4 separate regions of the Mus musculus genome follow, and regions 2, 3 and 4 are each linked to region 1. A link is a loop called in an ENCODE intact Hi-C map of the cell type or tissue named here. Cell type or tissue: heart. All regions are shown on one strand. Links, peaks and the distances in the headings refer to the core of each region. The heading gives the core; the rest is flanking DNA. Region 1 has its middle 30 kb from the start of Gm30483. Region 2 overlaps Zfp507 (zinc finger protein 507). Region 3 has its middle 21 kb from the start of Gm36234. Region 4 has its middle 4.4 kb from the start of Pdcd5.

What was found. Peaks named below come from ENCODE experiments on the same cell type or tissue, not always from the same donor. Only the 100,000 strongest peaks of a DNase experiment are listed, where the experiment ranks them.
Region 2: it touches region 1 in a loop (4-fold over the local background); 4 of 42 quality-filtered maps call a loop at or near these places.
Region 3: it touches region 1 in a loop (7-fold over the local background); 19 of 42 quality-filtered maps call a loop at or near these places.
Region 4: it touches region 1 in a loop (11-fold over the local background); 13 of 42 quality-filtered maps call a loop at or near these places.

Annotation. Positions count from the first base shown.
Region 1 is chr7:37,356,495-37,359,539 of GRCm38, forward strand. It overlaps a transcript of Zfp536 not described here. Among named protein-coding and RNA genes, the nearest start is that of Gm30483, 30 kb to the left of the region's middle. In heart, for the core only: CTCF peaks have their summits at 1,373 (motif pointing left) and 2,209; a DNase peak (open chromatin) is centred at 1,417; H3K4me3 peaks cover 361 bases; H3K27ac peaks cover 352 bases; H3K27me3 peaks cover 656 bases.
Region 2 is chr7:35,788,712-35,791,756 of GRCm38, forward strand. It overlaps Zfp507 (zinc finger protein 507), which reads right to left. Exons shown (of 7, transcript NM_177739.3): 4 at 2,937-3,045. Among named protein-coding and RNA genes, the nearest start is that of E130304I02Rik, 12 kb to the right of the region's middle. In heart, for the core only: a CTCF peak has its summit at 1,688 (motif pointing right); no DNase peak of the experiment used is centred there.
Region 3 is chr7:35,900,784-35,903,828 of GRCm38, forward strand. No RefSeq gene overlaps it. Among named protein-coding and RNA genes, the nearest start is that of Gm36234, 21 kb to the right of the region's middle. In heart, for the core only: no CTCF peak of the experiment used is centred there; no DNase peak of the experiment used is centred there; H3K4me3 peaks cover 932 bases; H3K27ac peaks cover 251 bases; H3K27me3 peaks cover 391 bases.
Region 4 is chr7:35,650,320-35,653,364 of GRCm38, forward strand. No RefSeq gene overlaps it. Among named protein-coding and RNA genes, the nearest start is that of Pdcd5, 4.4 kb to the left of the region's middle. In heart, for the core only: a CTCF peak has its summit at 1,475 (motif pointing right); no DNase peak of the experiment used is centred there.

The sequences.
Region 1 (3,045 bases), core at 237-2,736:
GTACCAGTGACGAGCTGTCTGGGGTCTTTCTTTCTTGTAGATACGACTCTGCTTCCTGAATGGAAATTAAAATGCCCTGTTCTGAAGAAAGAGTGCCAGGAATCCAATGGGCCAGATTGATACTTAAAACTCGCGAGCATCTATGCATGTGTTCACCAGTTACTATGACAACCCCATGAGTCTTCATATACATATTAACTGCTGGGTACCAACTTGGGACACAACTACCCCCACGGGCTGTGGCTTGCACCTTTTAAGTCACGATCTCAGGCATGTCCCCTGCAGACCCCAATAGTGGTGCTTATAGAAGAAAGGGGATTTGTGAGTTCTGACCTACGGGACTTTCTGTGTGGGAAGTGAACTTAGTTTGAATAAAACATTCTTGTAAGGTATTATAGTTAGAATATGATCTCTTGCCCACAGGCTCATGATTTGAATGCTCAAATGGTGGTGCTGTTTGGGGAGGTTCTGGGAACCTAGGAAAAGTGGGACCTGGGTTGAGGAAATACGCCCTTGAGGATATACAGACCCTGGTGGCTTCCCACCCGCCCTGGTTATGAAGTGAGCTATTTCCAACAACCTTTGCCAGCCATGTGGACTGGCTCTGGGAACCAGGAGCCGAAATAAACTCTCCCACAATAATGTCGTTTCCAGGAGACATTCTGTCATGACTATGAAGAAAATAGCCATTTACTGACCAGAAGCAACTAGAAGAAAGTGTATTTGTGCTCCAGGGTCCAGAGGGATGTGGGTCCATCCTGACAGGGGCAGCCACTGGTAGCTGAAGCTGCGAGCTCACATCTTCAATGGGAATGACTTTTAACAACTCAGAGCCTACTCCCGGTGACACACTTTCCCCAGCAGGATCACACCTCCTAAACCTCACCAAGCAGCAACTGGAGAGCAAGTGTTCAAATGCCCGAGACTCTGCGGGAGGCTCTCAGTCAAGCGACCATATTGAGGAATGCAAGAGATAGAATCTTGTGGCTGAAGGTTTGTGTGGCCCCACTGAGGGAGAGAAATTGCGGAAGCATCCTTTAAATCTCCCCCCACCCCGCCTCCCGCAATGAACTCCCTGGTAGACTATGGTCTGGCGCTTCTCAGTACTGGGACCCTTCCAGATTTACCCGATCTTTGCATAGAGCAGACACTCAACAAATGCACCTAGACGCAATTTAGTGCATGAGTCAAGTGACTTAATTCTTTGTCAGAGTAACCACGCCTTGATGGTGTGGTCGTTTTCACGAGACCCCTGTGATGGCTAGGCTGGACAGGCATGGTTTGCATAGGTCTTCTTCAAACAGCCCTTTCCCAGAGCGACCTCCTTCAGCGCTCTTCCTGCTCTTTCTGTGGACATCGAGTGCCCTCTTGTGGCCATATTCGGAATCGCAGTTCTATGCTGCTTGCCCTGAGAAAGGGAGGGATTCACCATGGCTGAAGACTTGTCTGGGTCTAAGGCCTACCTTTTCTGCAGCCTGCCCGATCTGCTTTTACCAGGGTTGGATTTCAAGGCTGGGTCCCCAGGGAAGTTGGCTACAGACCAGCAGCTGCCTGAAGGGAGCATCCGGGACGGGGCGCGGGGGGGGGGGGGGGGGCGGGAACAGAGGGAACGAAACAGTCTCCATGGGGCCCTTGGTACACATCTGTACAATACAGCCCGCCAGACGTCTGCTGGTGGCCCGGGCAAGAGAGGAATACATATGAGCAGTCCTGACTAGGTAAGGAAGGGAGAGATGCCCAAGCAGGCAAGCGCATCTCCTCACTGAGAGACAGGTTAAGCCCTGTCCCCAGGAAGAACTCGCTAGGCCTTGAGAAGGTTCTGGGTGGGAATTAGCAGACAGAAACCACCTTGGGATTTCTGCTATGGGTGGGAGGGCTCACATAAAGTCCACCCTGCCTGGGCTGGCCCAGAAGCCAGACCCTAGCGTGTCTAGTAATGGCATAAAGATTCCTGGAACCCTTGCTCAGAGTGGGCAGAGGTGTGCAAGCTGGGGAGGTGACATAAGAATCCTCTGCCCAGCTCCTTGCAGGAAAAGGCAAAGAGGGTCCCTGGCCACCAAGCTGCTTCTTCAGGGTGGCCAGGACGTTGGTATGGTCTGCAAAAACGGGACCTTCTTTCTAGGTTTTCTGAGCAACATAGCTAGTTATATGTGGAGCCAGACCCCACTGTGTATCTGCAACCCTGAAGCACCTCCTGCTCTTTGTCTCCCCCTATGCTATATCGGGGATCACTGCAGCTCTTTGAGAACAACTATAAGCCACATCTGAACCCCACTTGAAAGCGCTAGTAGCCCTGAGCCCAGGGTGGACCCCACAACCCCCACACATGGAAAAGTAGCTTTAGCTTGGCTGGGGCCAGTGATGAGTCACTTTTGTTGAAGGAGACTCTAGACTCAGACTGAATGAGGAACACAGAAGATAAAATACCACCCCCACACACCCTGAGAAGGGGCAAGGCCAGGAACCACCCAACCTAAGCTCTTAGAAGATCCTGTTCTAATGTCAGTGTGTTTTCTAGAGAGAAAAGTGACCAGCTTCATTACTGTGAACTAAGAAGATTAATTTTTTTAAAAAAAATAATGTCTCCAAAGGAAACCAGTAGCTTGGGATGGGGGGGGGGGCAGTTAACATCTCTAGAAAGCACCACAACCCTTTCATAGGTAAGCTCTGCAATATGGCTAGAAATGATGGGGCCAATTTCAAATCTGCCAATGCAGTTAACCAGCTGTGCAACTTTTGATAAGTGTCTTAACCTCTCTGAGCATGTGAAATGAGGCTAGTGATAAGTCATACCTTACAAGGCTTAGGTTTAAATTGCAATTGCAGCTCTGAGCACATTGAGCCTTGCTGAGCCACACTTGCTCAGCAGTTACTGTTATAGCAAATAGGTTAGCAAATTGCTTTTGTGTTGGTGTGTGTGTGTGTGGGGGAGAGCCCATATCCAACATGGTTTTAGACAGCCTTTGTCAGTTGCTTCAATCAACCCTGCTACGGGGCTTGGGCAGGGCTCTGTTGTCATATCCTCCTCCACTATGCCTGTTCCTG
Region 2 (3,045 bases), core at 259-2,758, 1.6 Mb before region 1:
CAGGCCCTATTACCAGCTCATTCTGCAAATGAGGAGCTGCTCACATAAGCTCTAGGGCTCCATCCTAAGCACTGCTCCTGGAGACTGCCTATGCTTTCTGTCCTGGTTCCCAGCTCCCTGTGTTCCTCAGCAGGTACACATGGAAGCCCAAGGCTTAGGCAGAGCAGGAAGAGCCATGTGTTCTGGGCAGGGAGCAAGCCATGAAGCAAGCCTAGGTGGGAAGGAGTGCACACAGGATCTAAGTAACATTGCAGAAGAAAAGAAAGCCCACGGTGAAATTTCAACAAAGAAAATTCTTAAGTTAAATTTAAGCATTCTAAAATTGAACTTTTCTTTAGTTAATAACTACTGCCAAGCAGGACAAAACGTCCCAATTTCCTAGTATAAATCTATAACATTAATACACTAATCATAATTACAATCTAAGCATCGCTTTTAATTGGTAGGTTAAAAACTTGGACTTGATTATAAATGGCATTGTTCCAAATATAGTTTTTGAAAAAAAAACTGAAAAAAAATGAGTTGTGAAATATTGGATAATTTTTTTGTGTGTGAAAAATATTACAGATCAATGACAACTAATAAAACTGACAGATGGAAAAGCCTAATATAGCACAGAATGAGAGACCGTGCTACTTCTAGCAAATGTTTCCAATAGAATCAAGACTGGATTTAAAGTTCAACGACTCGGGCTTAATTTCTGCTCGACCACTGGTGTGAGAATGAGCAAATGATGTCAGCTCTTGAGGCCACATTTGCCTTCTCTACAGAATGGGAAGTAGAGGACCTTCTCACATGGCTGAATGAGCCTAGTGCTCTTTCTGCACACCACCAGTCAGACTCTGCAACGCTGGCATTAAAAACCCAGGGCTGCACAAATGACAGGTCTCTACGAAAGGACAATTTAAACTTCACAAGGAGACACAGTCTGCAAGTCCAGAAGTGCTATGCCAGGACATTTGCTGCCATCATACCCACTAGTCCACTTCTGATTCCACAAGGGCAGTGACACCCTTCACTGTGCTCCCAGCACTTGGCAAGAGAACCCCCTCAGGATCGGTGTGCCATGCCTTTAGCCTGAACGAATTCTGCAGTACTGTTACATCAGTTCTCTGTAATGAAAGCATGCTAGTGTCGTCCATGCTATATCAATAGCAAAGACTGCACACAGCGACAGTCATGCCCTTCCCTTTTTGTTTAATAAACGTACGGAATAGTTAAGAGATTGTTATCAAAACATGAATCACAACCACACGTTATTAATCAAAGTACCCATCCAGGTGTGAGTATGCAGGAAGAGATCAGCTAGGCCTGCTATAGTTTGACAGAGCAGCAAATGCAGCTAAGTGGGGGTTAAAACTAAAATCATGGTAAGGGCTAGGGTGAAGGTCAGTTGAAGAGTGCTTGCTCAGCATGCACCTACCACTAGCACTGCAAAAAAAAAATAAACAAAACAAAACTCCTAAACCAAACCAAAAACCAAGATGATTATGGTATGCAACTTAAATCTACACCTCATTAACCCCAGGAGCAAGCGTCGAAGTCACACAGAAAAATTGCAGAGCAGAGGAAGGTACGAACACTGTGTCTCTGGAGTGTCCATGTTGATGTCTTCACTGAATCTGCTAAAAACCACTGATTACTTTTAAGCCCTTGCTTTCAATGCTGCTGGAGTCAACTGCAGGTGGCGCTACTAAGTTGCACACACTTTATTCCCTCATTAGGATTTACGGGCCAATCATGTCTAATGCTTAATGTCTCCTTTAGAAGGGATATGGAAACATAATGAATTAAAATAAAAAGAGGCATTTAGGGCTATTCTGTAGAAAGGAAACAAAACTGTTTTCGCTCAGCCATCCACCTCGAAAGCAGATGCCATGTCGTAAACTCCTTTTGTTCGGGATGGTTTTACGGGGTGGCATCTGTTTGACAAGGGGATTCTGGTGCTACAGTGGTGTCAAAATCAGTTCCTTCAGAAACATTCTGGAATCAGTTATGCTTTCTGGGGTATAATTTAATGAGACATTATGGTAAAACATTTTACTCTGCAGTTGTTTCTAACTTTAATTCTTAGGAAATCTAAAAAGGAAAGTCACCCCAATATGTTTTATTTCCCATAAACACTGTGTACCACACTGGAGACATTTAAAGCATATCAATTTACGTGAACCACAGCCAGGAAGCACAGCTTATTACACTCAATCCCTCATTCTCTGGATGTGGCATCCGCCTTTTCATGGAGCTCTAATTAAATCTTTTGATTCTAATATTCCTATTACCAGATACTCCGCCGACTAGTACCTAACTAGTGCATAAAAGGTTCCTGTGTGTGTTTAAATAATGCAGATGAAGTCTGGAAGTCACACTTGGAGAAGAGTAAGCTCACAGCAGGAAGCCTCAGTTAAAGTTTGAGGTGGGGGTTGCCATCTGCAAAAGCTGTGCCTCAGCAGGCAGGTCATTTGGTGCTAGAGAGGGGGCGGAGGCTTGCCTTCTGCGCTAGCCCCCACCTTCCCAGCTTGCGGCCGGCCCGTTACCTTCCAAGGGTCTCTGCTCTAGCCTGGCCCTTACAAACCCCTGCAAATTTTAACCATAAGATCTATCTGCCTGGGTTTAGCCAAGTCCTTACTAATTTAGCACTTCTGACCCAGAACTTGTAATTTACTCTAGTCAATTCTTGGAGTTTCCTTAGGAACAAAGGGAAGATTCATTCTCACCCACAGTATAGAAGAGGGCAGATACACACACTGTTCCATGACAACGAAGGGCATTTTCACCTCATAAGCTTGTCAGTGCAGACTGTATTTAACAAGGTACAAGTGAGGATGACGGTGTGTGCGCGAACATCATCAGAGTACATTACATGCATTCACAAAACCGTCCTAATGAAAGCCGCCATCCTGTGCAGTTCATAGATGCTAATGAAAATGCACACATACCTTCCTGAGCACACTTTCCATCAGCGGCATCACGGGAAATTCTTGGCTCATTCGAAGCTACTGACAAGGTGTTGGGCAGGCAGTGCTGCTCTCTCTCATGATTCCTCAG
Region 3 (3,045 bases), core at 350-2,849, 1.5 Mb before region 1:
TTTAGGCAGGAGAATCCTGGAGGAAGATGCCGGTTTTGTTTTCTGATCTAGTCAGGCTGTGCTCACATCTTTACCTGTCAGCCATCGTTTTCCCACAGTGAGGACACACCCCCGAGTTTGACTGTCAGCACCTGGCTCCAGCTGCTTCTGGGTGGGCTTCAGATTTCTCAGTTCCGTAGCTTCCTGTCTTTTAATATCTGACTGAATAGGTCTTAATCACTTGCCCCTGTTTTTGACAAAAAAGATGTTTCTTGGAGATTCCTCAGTTTTTTTTTTTTTTCTGATGGACCTTGGTATAAATGTGGCAAAATGTCAAGAAAGCTTGAACTGGATTTTTGCCTGGGGTTGATATTAAAGTTGAAAGGATGGATGGGAGGGCATTAGCATGCCAGCAATACACATTTCATTTCATTCAGTAATTCTGCCTTTAAGTTTTTAAGTCATATGAAGAAGGGTTTCTGAATAAAAGGTTTTAGCCTCCGTATCAGCTGCAGGGACGTAAACAATTGAAGAGGGGGAATGAACTTGGTACACCTACAACTTAAAACACCCCACCAGCCCCGTGGCTTATCCTGGTAGGATGCTTGCCGGCCAAACCTGACAACCTGAGTTTGATCCCTGGGAACCACAGTGTGGAAGGAGAAAACTGACTCCCACAGATTATCCTCTGACCTCCATACCTACATCCTCTTCCCATCGTACACACACACACACACACACACACACACACACACACTCACACACACACACACACACACACACACACACACACACACACACACACACACACACACACACATACACACACGCACAGTGCATTGCCACTAGCAATAGTAATACTAGTGAAATTAAAATTGAAAATATTATGCAGCCCTTAAAAAGGTATTTTCCAGCTGTTTACAGAATTTACTTTAATTTGAACACTAGGTCAAACATCAGGTCTTCAGACAAAAAGCCTTGCTCTTTTCCTATGCCCATTTACCTCATCAAAACTGAAGCCAAACAGACTGAAATGTTAGTAAGTTGTCTTCATGAGAGAGGTGATTAGGGATGGTGGCTAGTTTTAAATTTGAGGGTTTTTTTTTTTGCCTTGCTTTATAGTTTTTCTGTCATTTGCATGTGTCATGTGTTGGATGTCCTGTGTGATGCAGGATGGCAGCCCTCAACCTCTGCGGAAGGAGCTCACAGCAGGTGCCTACAGCCTGGGGAGGGCTGTGGAGTCCGGGTGGCGGCAGCGGATGCAGTTTCTCACATGGCCGGAGGGTGGCAGTGTCCGCTCGCAGACTCCGGGCTGGCGGCTTTGATGACCTTTGTCAGCCGGCGCAGCCTCTCGTTTATCACCGATCACAGAGTGGAATGAACATATTTACTTGTGTTTTGCTTTCCACTTATAATATCTAGTGGCATGGGAGGGAAATGAAAACAATTGTTCATAGGGGAAATTTATGAGCTTCATCTGGCTGCATGATTCCCGCAGTTGCCCCAGCGCCGCCCAGAGAGTGGAGATGGCTCCTTATATCCCCAGAGGTCCTCATAGGGCCTTGCAATACTTGCCTCTGGCCAGCAGACTTTCCCACACTCTTCGCCTCCCTTTGAATTTGCAAGGAGAAGGAGCTTTACATGTCATCTTTTGGGGGTGGCACGGTAGTCCAAGCTGCAGGCTGAGTCCCACCTGAAGTCTGGGCTAGCCTTTATCTCTTGACAATCCCCCTAATTGCTTCTTCGGATGAGCTGCTGCTGGGGCAGGGCTCTGGGGACCCTTTGGAGCCTTAGAGAGCTCTCCAAGATCTGGATGGGGTGGGAGGGGCCCCTCCCTCTGAGGTTCTAGGAAAAGGGCAGCTCTGGGCTTAGTGTCCATGTGTGCTTTTTGTGTGGAAGAGTGGGAAACAAGGTGGGTAAGTCTACTCTTCCAGCCTGTCCCCGAATAGTGCCCCAGGCAGAGAGACAGGATTGCTCTCCCATGGAAGGCAGATAAGGAGGTGTCTTATTTTCAGGGGCTTTGGGCCCCAGGTTCACAGAACTTGGTGCTGAGAACCTGGAACCAGCTCTGTCTGAGGTCCAGATCTAGGCAAGAAGTTCTCCGAGAGCGACTCGTCTGTTCCTGCTGAGGCCACGCCCCTGACTCCAGCTTTCAAGGTCTCTGCAAAGAGGAGCCAGCCTCATGTTCCTTAACACCAGAGTGTGGAAAGGTGAGATGTGAAAACACAGAAGCAGCTATGGAACGCACGGCGGGGAGCCAGTACCTGTGTTGCTCCACAAGGCATTCTGGCTGCGCATGCGCTGGGGGGATGACAGCTATAAGTTGTCGAAGATCTGCAGCAGACCACCATAGGTTCACTATTCTGTTCTATCCTTTTCCTACTCTACAGGCCCACATTTCCATGCCATCTCCTCTTTCTTTTTTCCTCTTCTCTTTCCTTCTCCCTGCCCCTCTAACCCTACCCCCTTTCCTCTTTAATTTCTTACAGGTCCCTTCTTCTTTCCCTCCTCCCTTTCTCAGACCTGAGGTGAGTCTTTGTATTCCTGTGCTTGCTCGCCTGTGACCCACGCACACAGGCTCTTGCTCGCCCTCAGCATTGTTCCTGTCTGAGGCTGCCTCCTTCAGTTCCGTGGGTCTGCAAGGGTGTGACTTGACATGGGTGGGAGCTGATGTGAGATGCATCGGGCATCTTGGAGGTAGTGCCCCTCCCACGAGGACACCTACAGGTGAGCCTTTGGGGCCATCGGGCCAGCAGGTGTGCTGTGCACGGAGCATCAGGAAAGGCTCTGATGTAGGCCCAGTGCCCTGAATTTCCTGTCTTGGGACTCCTGGAACGAGGAGACTGAATCCATCCAGAACAGATCTTTGTCCAGTGAGCACTTCAATGGCAGAAACAAGAGAAACGGGTCCGCAGACCCCTGCATAGCTGTAGCGACACTAGTACTTGCCCAGGACGGTGGTTTGGCTGATCAGTGTTTCCAGCCCCCGGGACCCTCCCTCGGCTCATTATAATCCACCATATTTCCCAGTCAGTCTTATAATCGAATTACTCAAAATTGCACAGC
Region 4 (3,045 bases), core at 233-2,732, 1.7 Mb before region 1:
GCCTTATCTGCTTCCTGACTGGACTCTGTTCCACATTCCTGGCTGAAGATGCGGTCGTTGTGTTTCTTCCTCCAGCCACCTCCTGACATGCCATTTTGGACTCTTCCCCTGGAACCATAAGCCCCGATAAACTCTTCCTTTTATAAGTTGCTTTGGGGCATGGTATTTTATCACCGACAAAAAGTAGCGGAGGCATGCCCTGACTCTCCTGAGCCTTCCCTTCCAGAGGGAGTGTTTCAGTTCAGAGGCCATTGACATACAGAGCACATAGGCTTGTACATACGCAAACAGGAAAGAAGAGGAGAAGGAAGGAAGGAAGAGATGGAAGGATGCATTTGGTAGAAGCACAGGTGATACACAGCTATTTCATGGCCTCCTTGTGTTGGCCACTGATGTCACTGCTTGCTGCTTATGTGACAGCAGTGGGCCAGTAATCCCAGCACCCACAGGGGCAATGCTTACAGCACTCACTGGTCCCTCTGTCATGCTTATCTCCCAGCCTTTTCCCTGGGCAAGCCATCTTCTCTGCTTAATTGTCCTCAAGTCCCCTGCAGCAGAGCCCTGGCCATCTCCTGTCAGCAGCAGAGGGAGCCATACTCTACCGAAAGAGACTGAGTTCTTCATTACGCTACAAAGCCGAGAAGACCCGTAACTGTTGCTTTGTGCCACACAGTATGTCCTCACAGACAAAGCTTTAATCTCCCTCATCCGTCTTTGTAGCTGGATTCTGGGTCCAGAGGCATGGATTCACTCTGAGAAAGCCTCAGCCAGCTTGGTGGGTGATTTGGGGCTTCAGCGCTATCCTTGCTGCATGCTGTGTTGTGGATTCTCACCTCCCATCCTCAGGGTTCACGCCTTCATGGTTGCTTGCCAGCAGTGCCTTAGCTATGGTGTTTCCGCTGATCAGTTATGTCATGGCTGGCAGCATGAAAGTCTCCAACAAAGGCAGAATGCAAGAGGCGGGCCAGCTGGGCAGTCTCCGACCCCAGCAGCTGTAGATGGACGCTAGATTGCTTGGTTGGGACTTCTTGTAGCTAGGAAGCTTCCTGGCAGGGCAGTGTGTTAAGCTCTTCCCTGACCTCTTTACTTCTGGTGTTTTTGCTGTATAAGCTTTCAAACAGAGCAATGGACTCCCGTCCCACATCAAACTCAGTGTGTGAGCAGTTGATTAGTGATGACAGAGCCTGAGATCCCAATTGACAAACGTTTCTTCAACAACACGGCCATCGTTTGGGGACATGGCAAGTTTGCTTGTAGGCCACTACAGTAAAGCCAACCACATGCTCTCCACCCAACATGTATAAAAGTGGTGCTTACAGGACTAGAGAGATGGTTTACTGGTTAGCAGCACTCCCTGCTCTTGTAGCAGACCGAACGGAGGTTTGGTTCTCAGGATCTCAGGAGTCTCACAACCTTCTAAAACTCCAGTTCTGGGGCATCCAATACCACCCTCTGTCCTCTGGGGGGCGCCCACATGCACATGTACACACTCAAGTACATATATGCAAAATAATGTAAAGACATGCAAAACAGTGTAAAAATAATATTTTACATTTATGGGTAGTGCTCTGGTTAGGTTTTGTTTGTTTGTTTTACAAGGTTGCTACAAGCCATTGTCCCCTGGAAAGCAGGTCTCTCGATTGAGAAAATGCTTTCATCAGATTGTCCTGTAGGCATGTCTATGGGACACTTTCTTGATTGATGATTGATGAGACAGCCCAGCTGACTGTGTGTGGCATCGCCTCTCGGCAGGTGGTCCTGAGCTGTATAAGGAAGCAGGCTGAGCAAGCCGCTGGGAGCAAACCAATCAGTAGCGTCCCTTTGTCATCTGCCCTTCAGTTCCTGTCTCTAGGTTCCTGCCTTGAGTTCCTGCCCTGACTTCTCTCAGTGATTAACTGTACAGTAGAAGCTAAATAAGCCCGTTCCTTTGGAATTACTTTTGGCCACGGTGTTTAGCACAGCCACAGAAAATTAGTGTTTACTCTATTATGTGGTTTAGACCACATTATATGACCAGGCTGGGCAACCCAGAAAGACATAGATATGTAAACATATAAATAGACAGGTGTGGCAATGCCTGCCTGTAATCCTAGCACTTACATGTCCAGGGCAAGAGGATCAGGAGTTTGAGGTCTGGACTGCATATCAAGATCCTGTCTCAATTTAAAATCTAAAATAATGAATGCATGTGGAGAAGGAATTTAGAATCCTAGCTAGCCCCTATACAAGACATAGAAGCCAGATATTTTTATTTATAAGCCATACGCCTCACTTGGGCCAGTTTGGAGCTCTACTTATTCTCCAGCTGTAACATGCTTGTCACATGTTGTTTCTCCTGGCCACGTGCTCATGGTCTATCTCCTCTCATGGTGGCCGCCCTCTGTGGCTGCCGTCTGTCTTCTTTCTTCTTCTCCTCCCTCTACCTGCAACTTCCCCCTATCCCCGCCGCCCCACTTGATCCTCAAGTCTCACCTCTCTCCCTCCACTGCCCAATCACAGGCTCTAGCCTTTTATTGACCAGTTAAATTGGGGAGCAAGGTTCACATAGCATCACTTGATGTCGGTGAGGATCTGCTTGCTGGGGGCAACCAGGTACTTGTTGAGAAGCCAGTATTTAGTATTGAAATACAAGCAGCATCAGACCAACCCACTACATGCATGGATGGATGGGCGAATGGATGGATGGGCAGATGGATGGATGGATGGATGGATGGATGGATGGATAAATGAGCTATTCTATATCCACTCAGTGTACGATGGCATACTCAGTCCTCGGGAGCACAAGTGACAAGCACTCAGAATCAGCTCTAAGCATCAAGGCTCGGTCAGCTCCTCTGCCACAGCCCTGACCTTGTTCCATTTGACCCCCCCCCCCCATGATATTTAAATCTCATAACTCTGATCTGTCCAGAAAGAAATCTTAAATTTAAGGTGATTTTTAGAAATGCATTTAACCGGTCTAATGCCCACACTTGTTACACCAGAATGATGAGGGAAATGGAGGCAGGAATATCCTGAATTTCAAGGCTAGCCTAGATTACAATG